Linked DNA regions of Homo sapiens: region 1 is linked to region 2. A link is an interaction called in ENCODE POLR2A ChIA-PET data of the cell type or tissue named here. Cell type or tissue: A673. All regions are shown on one strand. Each heading gives the region's core, and the rest is flanking DNA. Links, peaks and the distances in the headings are about the cores only.

Evidence for each region. ChIA-PET counts read pairs that join two places held together with the same protein. Peaks named below come from ENCODE experiments on the same cell type or tissue, not always from the same donor. Only the 100,000 strongest peaks of a DNase experiment are listed, where the experiment ranks them.
Region 1: POLR2A ChIA-PET joins it to region 2 with 32 read pairs; 3 of 35 experiments call an interaction of 5 or more read pairs at or near these places.

The regions. Positions count from the first base shown.
Region 1 is chr11:102,182,667-102,191,331 of GRCh38, reverse strand. It overlaps YAP1 (Yes1 associated transcriptional regulator), which reads right to left. Exons shown (of 9, transcript NM_001130145.3): 4 at 5,201-5,314. Among named protein-coding and RNA genes, the nearest start is that of YAP1-DT, 77 kb to the right of the region's middle. In A673, for the core only: no CTCF peak of the experiment used is centred there; a DNase peak (open chromatin) is centred at 3,341; H3K4me3 peaks cover 2,110 bases; H3K27ac peaks cover 3,161 bases.
Region 2 is chr11:102,042,380-102,051,044 of GRCh38, reverse strand. It overlaps CFAP300 (cilia and flagella associated protein 300), which reads right to left and starts at 3,608. Exons shown (of 7, transcript NM_032930.3): 1 at 3,465-3,608; 2 at 3,149-3,230. The coding sequence starts at 3,574. In A673, for the core only: no CTCF peak of the experiment used is centred there; a DNase peak (open chromatin) is centred at 3,664; H3K4me3 peaks cover 1,312 bases; H3K27ac peaks cover 1,176 bases.

The sequences.
Region 1 (8,665 bases), core at 213-8,212, 140 kb before region 2:
GCTGTGTGGTGCTATGGCACTTAGCGGGCCAGGGATGTTGAATGTTCTGCAGTGATCAGAAGAGTAGCATTCTCCCCACTGAAAAAATGATGATTAGAGGACTCATTATGAGGGCCAAATTTTGTGAGTTTTATCAGTTAATAATTTTTTTTTTTTTTGAGATGGAGTCTCGCTCTGTTGCCCAGGCTGGAGTGCAGTGGTGCGATCTTGGGCTCACTGCAACCTCTGCCTCCCAGGTTCAAGCGATTCTCCTGCCTCAGCCTCCTGAGTAGTTGGGACTATAGGTGCGTGCCACCAGCCCAGCTAATTTTTGTATTTTTAGCAGAGATGGGGTGTCACCATGTTGGCCAGGATGGTCTTGATCTCTAACCTCATGATCCATCAGCCTCGGCTTTTGAGATGGAGTTTCGCTCTGTCTCCCAGGCTAGAATGCAGTGCACCATCTTAGCTCACTGCAACCTCTGCCTACCGGGTTCAAGTGATTCTCAGTGCCTCAGCCTCCCAAGCAGCTGGGATTATAGGCGTGTGCCATCACACCTGGCTAATTTTTGCATTTTTAGTAGACGGGGTTTGACCATGTTGGCCAGGCTGGTCTTGAACTCCTTACCTAAAGTGATCTGCCCACCAGGGCCTCCCAAAGTGCTGGGATTACAGGCGTGAGCCACTGCATCCAGCCTGTTACTAATTTTTATTTTTATTCTTAATTTTTTGAGACAGAGTCTCTGTTGCCCAGGCTGGAGTAGAGTGGCATGATATTCACTCACTGCAACCTCTGCCGCCTGGATTCAAGTGATTCTCATGCCTCAGCCTCCTGAGTGACTACAAGCGTGCACCACCACTCCCAGCTATTTTTTTCTATTTTTAGTAGAGATGGGGTTTCACTATGTTGGCCAGGCTGGTCAGGAACTCCTGGCCTCAAGTGATCCATCCACCTTGACCTCCCAAAGTGCTGGGATTACAGGCATGAGCCACCGCACCTGGCCATCTGTTAATAATTTTTAGCTCGCAATAGCTCTTTTTATCTAAAACACACATCTTTTCCTCTGTACGCTAAGTAATTAATGTAGTCCATAACCAAATACTGACAGCCCAGGATAACCAGGAAAGACTTGAGTTGATAAGGGGAAAAAAAGCCTCAAACCTCAAAACAAAACAAAACAGAACAAAAAAAACCTCACTTTTAGCATACAGCTATCAAGAGACTTGCTTTGATAAAATTTAAATAATTAGATGCTGACATTCTCTTTGCTCAAGACTCCATTAATAAAGTTACCAATTTGGTTTCTAGAGACTTCAGTGGTTTTCCCCCAACACTAATAGGATGGATTCTTAGTTATTTAGTTGGTTGTTAGGTGCATTTTCATCAAAAGGAAAATATTATTTTTAACAACAGAAATATTTGGCTTAAAAAAGAAAAAATGTTAATGAATGTCTCAAAATTTTTATAGATATTTAATTATTAATGCCAAATATTTAACTCTGATGAAAAAGAAGTCTCAACAACCTTCGGCTTTAGTCTTATTTTAATAAATTGCATATAGGTATTTGTATTTTACTTATCCTTTTATTTCTTATTTCAAGACATTATAGTAACACATACACACGTGTATGTAAATGCACAGAAAGCAAGTTTTGGGAAACTGAAACAAAGGAACCAAAATCAACCTATGAGGTTTAATACCTCTGACATTTCTACACATAGAATTTCTGTGCACAGAACTGTAGTTAGGAATTAAATATTCTGTTTTTGTCACTCTGGACTGTTCATTACTTGCTTTAAAATTCAGAAGTATAATTTTTTCCCCAAATCTCTTGCTCCAATATTTTGTTTACACCAAATATTTTTATCCCAGTGGTGCCATCAGCACTTATTTCCTAAAACACAGATTGGTAACAATATTTTAATACATCTTTTTATAATATAAACAATAGCGAAAATAACATTAAAGATCAGTTTATCAACTATTAGTGTTTTAAAGATCTTTTTTCATTCTGAACAGCAATTATAATTTCATTGTGTTTTCATTAGGCCTTTTACTGGAAAATGTCCATGACTGTATTATATACAGTAATAGATCTACAACATACAAGGTGATGTTTAAACCTGAGACTCATGTTTGCCAGTACAAAATCTCCAGGGAAAAAAAATCACCTCCTATGTGTTTATATGAAATAATTTAATGGCTTGCATAATACTCAAGGAACCATTTTCTTGAACAAAGAGTAAAAACACTCCTAATATGACTCCTTAAAAAAACAAACAAAAAAAGCCCTATTTTTCTTAAAACTCAATAAACATCAGGGCATCCTTATTGCCATCTGATGTCACTTCATGATTTGTTATAAATTACTAATGAATTCTCTAAAATTAAAATATTAAAGAAATAGCTTTTAAATGTTAAAGAAAAAAATCATTAAAAAACCCAATCCACAACAAATTACTCTTTTATTCCCTAAAATTACATAAATAACATTAATTTCATGTGAGATGTGAAGGATTGATACTATAAATATAGTCATGTGTCACTTAATAACCAGGATATGCTTTGTGAAATGGATCATTGGCAATTCTGTCACTGTGCAAACATCTTAGAGAGTACTTACACAAACCTAGATGGTATAGCCTACTACATGCCTAGGCTGTAAGGTATAGCCTATCGCCCCAAGCTACAGAACTGTACAGCCTGTTAGTGTGCTGAACACTGTAGGCAACTGTAGCACAACGGGTAGTATTTGTGTATCTAAACATAGAAAAGTTACAGTAAAAACACAGTATTAGAATCATATAGGACCACGACTGTATATGTGGTCTGCCGCTGACTGAAACGTTATTATGCAGCAAATGAAGTGTAATTACTAAATATGTTTAATCTTAAAGCAAATGGCTATATTCTAACTATAATTAATCTGAAAGCATCTGATAAATAAACATATAAAAGGGGTTGTTTGAAGGAGCTAAAATTAAGCTTCTCTAGGGGCTTAGCTCCCATTCTAAGACACTGAAAGACACACATCTACTTGACTTAAGCCAAAAATTGATAAATATTTTAATATAGATTTGAAGAATATCGAAAAGCAAACTCCACAATCATGAAAGCAATATCCTACACCATTTGTTTGTGTTTGTATGGCCCAAAGGGTCAGAAACAAGGGGATAGTTTATATTTCTTTGGCAGAGATAAAACATAATCCACTATGCAGAACTTCTGATTTCAAGGAAAACTTCAAATCCAGCAGCTAACAGCTTGTCTCTATTTGCTGTCACTCTAGATCAGAGAAACCCACACGTTTTTTTCTTTCCTGCCCCCCTTCAGTTACACTTGAGCTCTCTGAGTGAAAAGGTCTGGAACAGATTAAAAGTCGGGCCACAAAATAAAAAGCTCTGGCATATTGTCAAGCCTGTCTGGAATACACACACGGTGGGCCCAAAAAGGGAAACTAAATGCAATAAGAGAATTTTATGAAACTTTTTCTGGGCACATCTAACTGTATGCCTGTGTGTACATAACGTGCTGGAGGGTGGTAGTGTTTTTTTAAAGTACCTCCTCCTCTTAAAACAAAAGACCAAGCTGTGTGTGTAATCAATAGTCTACTTAAGCTTACAGAAAAGTTGTTTTATTTCACTGTTTTAAAGGAAAAAATTTTTTTCTTTAAAAAGCTTTGTTCTTCCTGATCTCTGCAGTTGGTAAAGCGTTCGTCATCATCTTTCATAACCTTATGTCAGGGAAAAAAATTCCGCAACACCATTCTTCAGAATTTCCAAAATGTGGAGAAACTGAATTCATTCATTTCATTAGAGATAATTTAAGGAAACATGGCTGTTATTGTTCCAGTCCAAACAATTGGCCGCATTTATTAAATTCTCTATCTTACTTGGTTTCCTGTTCCAATCACAAGGGCTAATTCAAATAGTAAACAGAATCTGAAGTTGCAAATTATTAACATACCTCATTACTTTTTTTAACACCCAAACAGGTCTTGAAGCTTAAAAGGACAGTATTTAAGCCAAACCGGTTATCTGTCAAAATGACATCACTGCCCTGATCCTGCCATTGACTTAACTTGAACAGGGGGTTCAGTCAGTTTGGGGCAAACTTGAATTTATTTTTTTAAAGGTATATATAAGACACAAAATAACTGCTCATAATATTCCCGATGGAGAAGTTATTTTATCCAACCAGCTCCAGATACAGTTTTTTCTTTTTTCCCCCCGCAGGGTTGTGTTTTCATGGCATTCACAGAGTTAATTCCTCTTTCCCGTGAGGGCCCCGCAGTTGTTGTTAGGTCAAACCCTGTAAAGCTTCAAAGGTTCCGAGTCCCCTCAGTCTGACCTATTCAGTGATCTGCACATTGTTTTCATTTAGCTGCATCTAGTCCAAGATGAAGCTTCAAAACCACAATTATCTGCTCTTTTTTAGATGCATATTCCATGGCCTTGGAAAAATATCTCAGAAACCCAAATGAAAAACTGAAAACAGTTTAAAACACACACACACACACACACACACACACACACATTTTTTAAAAAGCACTGAAGAACTGGTTACACCCTTATCAAAATGTACACATTTGGAAGGGGAGGGGTTCCTTTGTGCAAATGTGATTTATTCATGAGATCTGGAGGGGAATATGGCTTTCTTTGTTTTCTGAATGAAGAAAAAAAAACATTTATTTTTCGAGAGAGACAGAAGAGGGGGCAAAATGCTTTCACTGGGCCATTTCTGGGGTGACATGTTCCTCCTTAGGATGGGAAACACTACAACACCCAGGCATAAGATGGTACTCATCACTCTCAGAACCTAAGCACAAGCAGACATCAGGTCACTGACAAAAGCTGGTACTCCTGGTCTGAGGTGTTGCATGACAGCCTGATTATTATTGCAGCTAAAAAAAAAAAACATTTTAAAAACAATCACTGTGTTTCTCCCAAAATGTGAAAGGAACAAGTGATTCTGGTTAGTCGGCCATTATGACATTCCCCCACCCCAACCTGAGGAGCCCTAAAAATCTGATTCAGATCTAAATTTCTCAAGTTTACAATGAGAAGGATAAAAACACTACTGGTAAACATTGGGTGGGCAGGGTCATTTTTTAATACTATAAAGCAATGCGATTTTATTTAAATGTGCTTTCCGAAGTATATTTACAAAAAAAATTAGCAACCAAAAGCATCTAAAAAGGTTTTGAGATGAACCTTTACCAAAACGAGGGTCAAGCCTTGGGTCTAGCCAAGAGGTGGTCTTGTTCTTATGGTTTATATAGTAAATTTCTCCATCCTGAGTCATGGCTTGTTCCCATCCATCAGGAAGAGGACCTATAATACAGAAAAAAAAAAAAAAATCATGGTTTTTATTTGGTGCACCTAAAAAAAAGTGGGAGGGGGTACTAATTTAAAAAGAAAACACATCTTAACATAAAACAATTCATTGAAACATATTTAAGGCTGTGTTCAGAGAAGAAAGGTAAACCTATATACCTGCTTCTTCTCCACTAAAAAGAAACCACCAAATAATAAAATGAATATTCCTCAACACAGAGATGAAGAAAAAAAATTTTTTTCCAAAAAATCCTTTTGGAAGTCATGGCCCAAATAATTACTATTACTGTTAACATAAGACACGGAAGAGCTTGCAGCTCAGAAACTACCACCCAATCCAATCAGTTTTGTGACAATACCTTCCTAGGAACACCAAGGTTCATTAATAAGAAATACATGCAAGTATTTTTAGAACGTTGAAAATATCATAAACATTCTATTTAATATAAAGCACATTTTAGCTAAGACAGCCAAGCTCTATTTATTTCCATGTTTTATGTGAGTGGCTCACACCAAGAAAACTGTAAGACAGAAAGCTACAGTCCAAACAAAGCTTATTTTTCAGCAGACCAGAAATTGCTAATGGGTTGGGGTTGCAATTTGAAGTTTAAGCTTGTTGGAGGCTTGGGAGGAGGCAAGATAAGTGCTAAAGTTGTTGGAAGGCAAACTTTAAGGAACATCATTTGAGAGATAGGACTAAAGAATACAGTTAACTCTAAAAGGATTTTCCTATCTTTATAGGAATAGAGAAGTCAAGACAATTGCTCTTGGGAGGTAACAGCAATGAAAAGAGAGGCCCAGAATAAATAACTAAAGTATTCAAACATAATTCTTCCTGATTTCCTTGTCCCTCCCAACTCCCCCAGTTCCCATTTCCAACAGGAATCAAAAGAGGCAGGGCAGGAGATACAAACTGGGATGGTCAGTACATGGCTAAAATCTTTTCTTCTGTGGACTAACATGAATTGAACACTTATCTTGTGCTAGTCATTGTTCTTATATATTATGTACATTAATTCATTTAATTCTTACAGTAAACAAATGACATAAGCAGTAGTACTACTTATTCTAATGAGGAAACTGAGGCACAAAGTGCCAGGTTGATCAGTCTGGTACAAGATCCCAAAGCTAGTTAGTACCAGGAATGGTACTCAAAGCCAGGCAGCGTGATTCCTAACCCACTGACTGCTCTTCACAACTATACTTCTTTTCACTCATCTCCCACAGATGACCAGAGCCTAAGTATCCCTCCTATGCACAAATAGAACAATTCCCTTCTTCCTGTATTGGCAGTCCACACCAGTCTCATGGGTGATGCTGAATAAGTAACTTTGGTTAAACTGACCACTCACACAAGGCCCATGGGACCCAAAGTCCTATTTTTAGGCCAGTTTCATTCGTATTAGGAACAGATCAATTTGCAGCTGCATTTTCAAAGGTCTACTTTGATGGGGTAAAATCCTGTTAGGAAATGCAGACGTGTGGAATTAGTTTTCTCCATGCCTAGAATCCTTAGGAAGGCTCCCCTTCAGTCCTGGATGTGTAGTACACACTACTAACCAAGTCCAGAGGTAGAATTTGTTGTACACATCCCAAGTTTACCAGAGGCTGAATGAGAAGCAAACCTGTTTATCACATGTATATCAAACCTTTTCTCACCAGCTTTCACTGTCATTTTGGGCTCTATTTCCTCCCCAGAAAGACAGAACTCCAAAACTGAATATTAATGGTTTGCTACTATCTTTAACTGTAAAATGGCTGAATTATAAAAAGCTTTTGCAAAACAACTAACTGTATTTAAAATTTTTAGGCACTGAAAATACCATGTGACTATACATGGTGATGAACAAGTCAATAGCAATCACTGAATGCCTTTGGGAGCCTCAACTCAACAACCCCAAGATCTCATTGTAGCTTTCTTTTTTTTTTTTTTTTTTTGAGACGGAGTCTCGCTCTGTCGCCCAGGCTGGAGTGCAGTGGCGGGATCTCGGCTCACTGCAAGCTCCGCCTCCCGGGTTCACGCCATTCTCCTGCCTCCGCCTCCCAAGTAGCTGGGACTACAGGCGCCCGCCACTACGCCCGGCTAATTTTTTTGTATTTTTAGTAGAGACGGGGTTTCACCATTTTAGCCGGGATGGTCTCGATCTCCTGACCTCGTGATCCGCCCGCCTCGGCCTCCCAAAGTGCTGGGATTACAGGCGTGAGCCACCGCGCCCGGCCCTCATTGTAGCTTTCAAGCCTGCTTGAATATATGGGTTTCATATATGTGGTTTAAACACACACACACACACACACACACACACACACACACAGAAACAGCATTATTCCCCACCTTAGCTGTCTGAATGAGAGCCACAAGAGATACCTAGGATACAAACCAACCTTCCCTACCTGCTCCACTCACTTCATTTTGTAAATTCCACTTATATTCTCTCCGATGGGTCTGCCACAGTCCATCTCAGAGAACTCAGCCATCAATACTTACCAGCTCTCTTTTTTGACCACTTCCTCAGTAACTGGCTTGTCATCTCTTCTCACTCCAAGGTCCTCTATCAGTCACCAGGGGTTTCTCTTCTTAAAATATTTTCGATTCATCTTTTAAACATGTCATTCATTCTTACTAAAGAACATTCCTATTGCTCTCCATCAAGAGGAAAATGCCTAAATTCTTTACTAGCTGGATTCATTTCTGAAGTCTTCTTCAGATACCCAGTTTTCCCACCAACTTTCCATAAAATCATGCCATCTCCTTGTATATGCCGTTCCCATTATCACAAATACTCTGCATCCCCTACCTCCTAAACTCTTAGTCATCCTGCAAGAGACAGCTCAGATGTCACTTCTTTAATTCAGCCTTTCCATACTACCTCAGACAGAAATTAGTTTCCTCTTCCATTCTCCATGCACATTTAACAGGTAGAATTGTAATTACTTGATTACATATCTGTTCTCCTGGCAATGATCAAGTCATTCTTCTTTACAAGCTTGTAGGCTAATACCTGAATAGCTGCTCAATAAATGTTTGATGGAAGAATCAATGTCTTGCCTTTTAAGTAATACTTTGAACTTTCTGTAAGCTTAAAATCATGTAGAACCTATATTATTTGCAATTAACATTTATACCAACACATATATACCAAATACAAAATAATACTTTATATTCATTTTATCTTTCATTTAATACTCTCTGGGTAAAATATAATGTTATATGGAAAGAGATGGCCCAAAATAGGATACTTTCTTTGTACTGAAAGAAAGCTGCGCACCAAAGGCAAGGAATAGATTAGAAAAGATCACCTTTAAATAACTTTTCACCACACTATCTTTGTCATAGAATTAAGATAGAGA
Region 2 (8,665 bases), core at 332-8,331:
CTTAAGCCTTTCTCCTAAATCTGGGCCATACTGGTACTTGACATTATCATGTAACTGTCTAGAGGACAACAGTTTCCAATTTGGTGTCATTACTTCCTGACTCAGTCCTAACAACCCACCCTCCACACTTCTGCCAAGGTGATCTCAATATTTTAACATTTAAAGTCTGTCTTAAAAACTTCTCCTTCTTAGCCAGATAAAGTCCAAATTTCTTTGCATGGCACAAAAGGTCTTCTAAAATATTATCCCACCCATCTCTCCAACATTATCCTTGCCACTTCATCTACCTGATGAATTCCTACTCATCTTTCAGGCCCCGCCTTAAGAGTCCTGTCTTTTATAAATGCTCTTCTGACCACCTCAGTCAAAAATGATCACTTTCTCTTTTGTGTCACCAAAGTACCTTATGCCTCAGGTATGTATTTTATCACTTCTCTCTCTGCAATGCAATTTTTGGTATTTCCCTCCCTTTAATTGTGTCTATTCATCTATATAGACCTAGGAACTAAAGAGATGTTTGCCAGATAAATGTTTCCTTCCATCCATTTATCATCTCAGAAATACATTTTTGGAACATAATTTGTTTTTAAATTGAAAGGGAAAATTCAAAATCTGGAATTCTAGTTTAAACAATACCCTCTGTTCAGTAGTGAGTTTTTGTTGTAGAAACAGCATGGTTTCTAGAGTCAAAATGCCTGGGTTCTGCCCTTTGTTGAATGTTTTTGCATAAATTATGTAACCTTTCTGAATTTTAAGCTATAAAATGGGAGTCAGAACACCAAACCTGGCAGATTGTTGTAAAGATTAATGATAAACATAATATAAAAAGTGCTGACAGCTGAATCTGTGCACACTGGAGTCACTACTGCTATAGAAAAATACTTCATAAAGTAATAGAGAAATTATTTTTTTTTTGAGACAGGGTCTTACTTTGTCACCCAGGCTATGGTGCAGAGGTGCGATCATAGCTCAAGTAATCCTCCCACCTCAGCCCCGCAAGTAGCTAGGACTACAGGTGTGTGCCACCACACCCAGCTAATTAAAAAATTTTTAAAAAATAGCCACAGGATCTCACTATGTTGCCCAGGCTGGTCTCAAACTCCTGGGCTCAAGTGATCCTCCTGCCTCAGCCTCCCAAAGTGCTGGGATTACAGTTGTGAGCCACCATGCCCTGCCTCAGACTTTTTTTTTTTCTTAACATTTCTAGCTCCCCAAACTATACATGCCTTGTAAGCTGGGATCAGGTCTCTTCATCTTTTTATACCCTCTAGAGGGACACAGTAAATATTCAACAAATATTTATTGAATAAATGAATTATACTAAAATTTTTACAGTATTCTAAAATTCAGTGTCCTCAAATCCTGATCTTTAAAAAAAATTATAGACAGCCAGTACTGGTATAAATAAAAAATATAAAAAACTACATAATAATCTAACCATGAGTATTTGAGAAATGTTATTAATGTCATTATCAGTAGCATTATAATATAATGGCACTATAACACCATCTTAGGGAAAGGGAGGTAGACATTTAACCAATTTACTCTCTGTTATGGGTTGATAGTGTCCCCCCAAAATTTACATCCTTCCTGAAATATCACAAAGTGACCTTAGTTGGAATTAGCGTTGTTGCTGATGTAATTAATTAAGATGAGGTTATGCGGGGCCCTTAATTCAATATGACTGGTGTCTCTATAAGAAGAAGAGATGCAGACATATGAAGGGAAAAGGCTATGGGACTGACAGGAAGAGAAGAAAGTTCTGCAGCTGCAAACTAAAGGACGCCAAGGGAGGGTGGCAACCGCCAGAAGGCAGGAAGAGGCAAGGATGGATTCTCCCCTACAGGTTTCAGAGGAATGATGGCCCTGCCAGCACCTTGATTTAAGACTTCTAGCCTCCAGAACTATGACACAATCCTACCTAATGTTCTCCTTTCTCCATTTCCTCCTATTTTCTTTACTGCCCTTATCACTATATGAAATAATCAGATTGTTTTTTCATTTATTGTAGTCTTGCCAAGGCCCGTACAATCTTTGACAGCTGGGCTCTTGTCTTGTTCCTCCTCGTATCCCCAGCACTGGAAGGAATTCCTAGCACATGATAGGCCCTCAGGAAGTGTTTGTTATGCCAAACTATAAACTACAGTCAATGCATGAAGGACATGAATGGCAGAGAATGAAGATAACTTCATAAACTGTAACAGTATTTTCCATTTGATTGAGGAGAAAAAAAAAACAGGATTGAAAATAATGGACTAAATTTTAACAAACACACCAAAACTTAAACTTTCAAGTGAGTTTTACCTCTCTCAAAGTAGTCACCTCTAGTAGTCAAAAGACTTATTCAAATCACTGTGCTACGGCTTCATACTTTTTTGGGGGAATTCCTCATTTGGAACTGTTGGTAGAGCCTGAAGCCCAGTTCTCAGAGTGGGTGTGATGTTGAGAAAAAAATCGAAAGTAATTTGGAGCTAGTAAATAAAGCGGCGATAAAGCTGTGTGATAATATTTAAAATATTTTAAAATGAGATGTGCCTATTGAAAAAGAGAGGCTGGGGGTGGTGGCTCGCCTGTACTCCCCAGCACTTTGGGAGCCCGGGGATTCAAGACTAGCCTGGGTAACATAGTGAGACTCTGCCTCTAAAAAAATTTTTTTTAATTAGCTGGACGTGGTGGCCTGCACCTGTAGTCCCAGCTATTCAGGAAGCTTGAGCCCGGGAGGTCCAGGCTGCAGTGAGCTGAGATGGTGCTACTGCACTTTATTCAGCCTGGGTGACAGAGAAAGACCCTGTTTCAAAAAATAAGTAAATAAAATAAAATAAAACAAAATAAAATGAAACAAAAATAAACAAAGGGAGAAACTAATCTTCTAGAGAGCGCGCGATCTTCCAGAACTGCAAAGTTCCCCGAGGCAAGATACAAGATGCTGAAAGTAGAGAAAGAATGAACTAAATGGCAAACAAATTTATGATGACTGATTCGAAACGTAAAAGTTCCTTTAAAAAAATCATTTGCACCTTTTATTACTCCCAAACGCCAAGAAAACGACGTCAGTAAGGAATAGCGTGTTCACAAGAATCTATGCCAACTTGGGGGGAAGTTTAAAAATCCGCAGAGACCCAGGGAACTCTCCGACCCCCATACTAACCATAACGAAATCATCCTTCCGATAGGACTGAAAGGTCTGGTCAAAGCCGAACGCCTGCGCCTTGATTCTGCCCAGCATGGACCTGGGGCAGAGGAGGAAAAAGAAATCATCTGGGGGCTGGCACCCTCTCAGAGCGCACCGATAACCGATCCCACCCACAGCATCCGCCCTTCCCGGGTGGTTCGGGGTTCACTCAGGAAGCCTCAGGGTTCACTCAGAATGGCGCCGACCCGCGCGGGCCCCTCGACGCCCGGCCTGCGCCTCCACAGCCGCGAAGACCAAGGGCCTCTTCTCTCCCTGTGCCTCGGTTCCTCACCACTGGCGGAGCCGGCTGGTGATCTCCTTAGAGCTCAGAGACTGGAAGGTTTTCTGAGGCAAGAACCTGAAGTAGTAGCCACCCAAGTCCCCGAGCTCCCCAGTAGCCATCGTGCTCTCGGCTGGGTGGATGCCTGGGCCGTTTCCATGGAGACGCGGCGGCCGTCGTGTCGGAGCGACGCTGCGGGGGCGGGGCCACACGTCTCTAGGGACCCAGGAGTTCCGGCCTTGCCGCCGCGGGTGCAGGGAGGGAGGTTAGCCTGTCTTTCCCAGGAGCTTGTGCCACTCCACTCCCCAACCCCGGGCTTGGCGGTTAGGGAAACTAGGGGTCGGGGATGGAGACAAATTGCCAATCGATACTTGTTGACATTAACTTTTAATAATAATTACTCAGCATGGGTTAATATTCTAGTCTCAAGAGCTATAACCTCAGATTTACAGTTATCTACGTTTGATGACTCAAACGTTTCTGAAGAAAAGATTATTCTGAATTAATTAGGTTTATCTATTTTGGAAGACAAATGTCTATGTGACTACTTAGGAAACTATTCTGTTTTACCATCTGTTTTTTTTTTTTTTTCCTTAAAATGTACACTTGAAGGCCAAAAAAAAAAAAAAAATGTTTCCATACACAGTACATTACAACATGCTGTTTATTTATTTTTGTTTTTTAGACCACTTTTGTTCTGGTATGCGTGCTGTTTAATAGAAAACACACTTTTCTTATTTTCTATTGAAAATTATCTTCGTTTCTACTTTTTTTTTTTTTTGAGATGGAGTCTCGCTCTGTTGCTCAGGCTGGAGTGCAGTGGCGCGATCTCGGCTCACTGCAACCTCCGCCTCCCGGATTCAAGTGATTCTCCTGCTTCAGCATCCTGAGTACCTGGGATTACAGGCTAAGTTTTTGTATTTTTAGTAGAGACAGGGTTTCCCCATGTTGGCCAGGCTGGTCTCGAACTCCTGACCTCGAGTGATCCGCCCGCCTCGGCCTCCCAAGGTGTTGGGATTACAGGCTTGAGCCACCGCACCCGGCCTGTTTCTATGGTTTTTATTTTTGCCTTATAGCAGTGCATTTGGACTTCAGAATGGAGGGATAGTTCTTTTCCATCTCGTTGCTTTCTCTCCTTTTCCCCTAGCCCTTAAGAACTTGATTATTTTTTAACAGCATTAGCAGAAGAAGAGACAGGGAACAAAGACAAAAAAGAGAAACAGAGGGAGAGAGAGATAGATTATTCCTTTTCATTGATGTTTAGTATTCTGTTACTTGACTATACTACAGTTTATCCTTTTGGGCTGTTTCCTCTTTGAGGTTGTTATGAAAGCAGCTATGAACATTCCTGTGTATGCCTTTAGATGGACTTATGCACCATTTCTGTTGGAAATACATCCAGGATTGGAATTGCTCAGTTACATGGCATAAGTATGTCTAGCTTTACTACATACTGTCAAAAAGTTTTCTAAAGATCAGTTTACATCCCAACCAGCAATGAATGAGATTTCCCGTTGTTCAACATCCTTGCCAACACATAGTATTGCCAGTCTTTTAAAATTTTAGCCATTCTAGGGAGTTTGTATTAATTTTTTATTGTGATTTCAGTTTGCATTTCCTTGATAGTTAATGTTGCTGAGCAACTTTGCAATATGCTGGGTCATTTGGATATCTTCTTTAGTGAAATGCCTATTTGAGTGTTTTGTCCATTAGGAGGAAGAAGGGTTGTCAGTCTTTTTCTTACTAATGTTTAGGAAGTTTTTATATAATATGGATATGAGCCCATTGCCAGATATACATATTGCGAACATTCTCTTTGCTTGTAGCTTGCCTGTAGCTTTGATGCTCAGAAATTCTTAATTTTAATGAAGTTGAATTTATCAACTTTCTTTTTTATGTGTCAGGTTTGATTTCTGCCTAAACAAAGTCAAGAAGATAGTCTCGCATTTATGTCCATAATCCATCTCAAAATAATTTTTTGAAGCTGAAGATTAGTTCTTTCCCTGTGGTTTTTCAGTAGACGCAGCTCTATATATTGGTAAGACTATTTCTAATCCAGTGAATTGCTGTGGCACTTAAAAAAAAAATCAAGTGAGTGTTTTTGTTCTTTCTATTCAGTTTATTGGACTGTCCTTACACAAATGCCACATTGTGTTAATTACTGTAGGATTATATAAAGATGTGATATCTGATGGTATAAGTTGTCTAACTTTGTTATTCTTTTTCTTCAAGATTGCATAGGCTGTTGCTGTTTCATTTCTGTATAAATTTTAAATTGGGTTTATCATTTTCCATCAAAGAAACCTGATGGGATTTTTTTTTTTTTTTTTTTTTGAGACAAGAGTTTCACTCTTGTCACCCAGGCTGGAGTGCAATGGCGTGATCTCGGCTCATGGCAACCTCCGCCTCCCAGGTTCAAGTGATTCTCCTGCCTCAGCCTCTGGAGTAGCTGGGATTATAGGTGCCCGCCACCACGCCTGGCTAATTTTTGTATTTTTAGTACAGACGGTGTTTCACCACATTGACCAGGCTGGTCTTGAACTCCTGACCTCCGGTGATCCACCTGCCTCAGCCTCCCAAAGTGCTGGGATTACAGGCGTGAGCCACTGTGCCCTGCCCATCTGATGGGATTTTAATTGGAATTGCATTGACTATCTACATGAATTTAAGGAGAATTAACCTTGTAACAATATTGTCTTCTAAACTATAATAAATATCTATTTATTTAGATCTTTAATTTCTGTCAACAATATTTTATAGTATTGAGTGGAAGAGTATTGATATCTTTCATTAGATCAATGATTCTCAATCAAGGTTAATTTTGCTTCCCTCAGGGACACTCAACAATGTTGAGATATGTCCCAACTGAGGTGAGAAGTGCTGTTGGCATCTAGTGGGTAAAGATCAACTATCCTGCTAAACATCCTGCAATGTACGGGATAGGCCCCCACAACAAAGACTGATCTGGCTCAAAATGTTGATAGTACCAAGGTTGAAAAACCCTATTTTAGTCCGGAAGTGGTAGCTTATGCCTGTAATCCCAGCATGTTGGGAGGCTGTGGCAGGCAGATCACTTGAGACCAGGAATCAAGACCAGCCTGGGCAACATGGTGAAACCCTGTCTCTACTGGAAATACAAAAACATTAGCTGAGTGTGATGGCACATGCCTGTAATCCCAGATACTAGGCTGAGGCATGAGAATCACTTGAACCCGGAGGTGCAGGTTCCAGTGAGCCGAGATCACACCACTGCACTCTAGTCTGGGTGACGAAGTGAGAATCTGTCTCAAAAAAAAAAAAAATTGCATTTTTTTGGTGCTATTATAAGTGACACTTTAAAATGCTTATTTTCTTCCTGTTTGTTGTATTATATAGTTATACAATTTATTTTGTATATTGATGTTGTATCCAGACACCTTGCTAAATTATCTTTTTATTTCTCATGGATTGTTAGTTTTTTTTGGAGTTTCTCTATACACAATTGTGGTATCTGGTTATAAGAAGAGCTTTACTTCATTTTGTTTAATATTTGTGCCACCCCCCCAGCTGCCCCCAATTACTTTAGTGCACTGGCTATGATGTCCAGGATAATGTTAAAAAAGAAGTGGTAGTAGAGGACATTCTTGCTTTGTTTACAACATCATAGCAAAAATGTTCGGTTTTGGGTTATTTATTTTTGTGTTTATGTTTATGTTTATTTTTTGATTAAATTTTTTTTTACCATTACATAGGGTATAAACTGTAGGTGTTTTAGTTGATACCTGTTATCAAATTGAGAAAATTTCCATCAATTTTTTTTGAGATTTAAAAAATTATGTAAAAGCGTTAATTTTTTTCACATTTACCAAATTGACCATATGTTTTTTCTTCTTTATTCTGTTAATGTAGTAAACTAATTTGTTTTGTTACTGTGAAGCCAACTTTGCATTTATATAATAAGCCCCAGTTTGTTATACTTTTCTTAAAAGCACATTATTAAATGTGATAATACCATGTTTAAGATGTTTGATTCTATGTTCATGAGAGATATTGGTTTGTGATCTTCCTGACCGTTATATGCTTGTTAAGTTTTACTACTATTAATGTTTTCCTGACCTTCTACAAGGAGTTGAAAAGTTTTGTCTAATTTTCTATTGCTAAACTTTTTTTTTTTTTTTGAGATGAAGTTTTCCTCTGTCGCCCAGGCTGGAGTGCAGTGGCACGATTTTGGCTCACTGCAACCTCCGCCTCCCAGGTTCAAGAGATTCTCCTACCTCAGCCTCCTGAGTAGCTGGGATTACAGGTGTACATTACCATGCCTGACTAATTTTTGTATTTTTAGTAGAGACTGGGTTTCTCCATGTTGACCAGGCTGGTCTTGAACTCATGACCTCAAGTGATCCTCCTGCCTCGGCCTCCCAAAGTGCTGGGATTACAGGCGTGAACCACCGTGCCCAGCCTAAACTTTCTATAATATTGGTAATATGTATTTCTTAAATGCTTTTTAAAATTGTGCCAAAAAGAAAACTCCATCTATGACTGTTATAGTTTTTAAGGAATTTGAACACCTCATCTAGATTTTCAATTTTATTAGCATAATATTATTTCTTACATTTAAAAACTTATCTTTTAAATGTTTGTGGAATCTATAATGGCGTTATTTTTTAGTTTTAATATTGATGATTTATTTATTTTCTTTTTTTCTTGACCACCCTTGCCAGTGGTTTATCGATGTTATTCTTTTTTTTTTTTTCAGATGGAGCTTTGCTCTGGTTGCCCAGGCTGGAGTGCAATGGGGTGACCTTGGCTCACCACAACCTCTGCCTCCTAGGTTCAAGTGATTCTCCTGCCTCAGCCTCCCGAGTAGCTGGGATTACAGGCATGCGCCACCACGACGGCTAATTTTTGTATTTTTAGTAGACACACGGTTTCACCATGTTGGTCAGGCTGGTCTCGAACTCCTGGCCCCAGGTGATCCACCCGCCTTGGACTCCCAAAGTGCTGGGATAACAGGCATGAGCCACTGCGCCTGGCCGTGGCCTTGATGTTATTCTTGACAACCAACCAACTTTGGCTTTGTTGAATTTCTATATTGCATGTTTGCTTTCTACTTAGTTGATTTCAGTTCTTATCTTTATTGTTTTATTCTTCTGTTGAGTTTAATTTGCTGACCTTTTTCTAGGTTATTAATTTCTAAGCTGGGATCATTAATTTTTGACTTTTTTTTTTTTTTT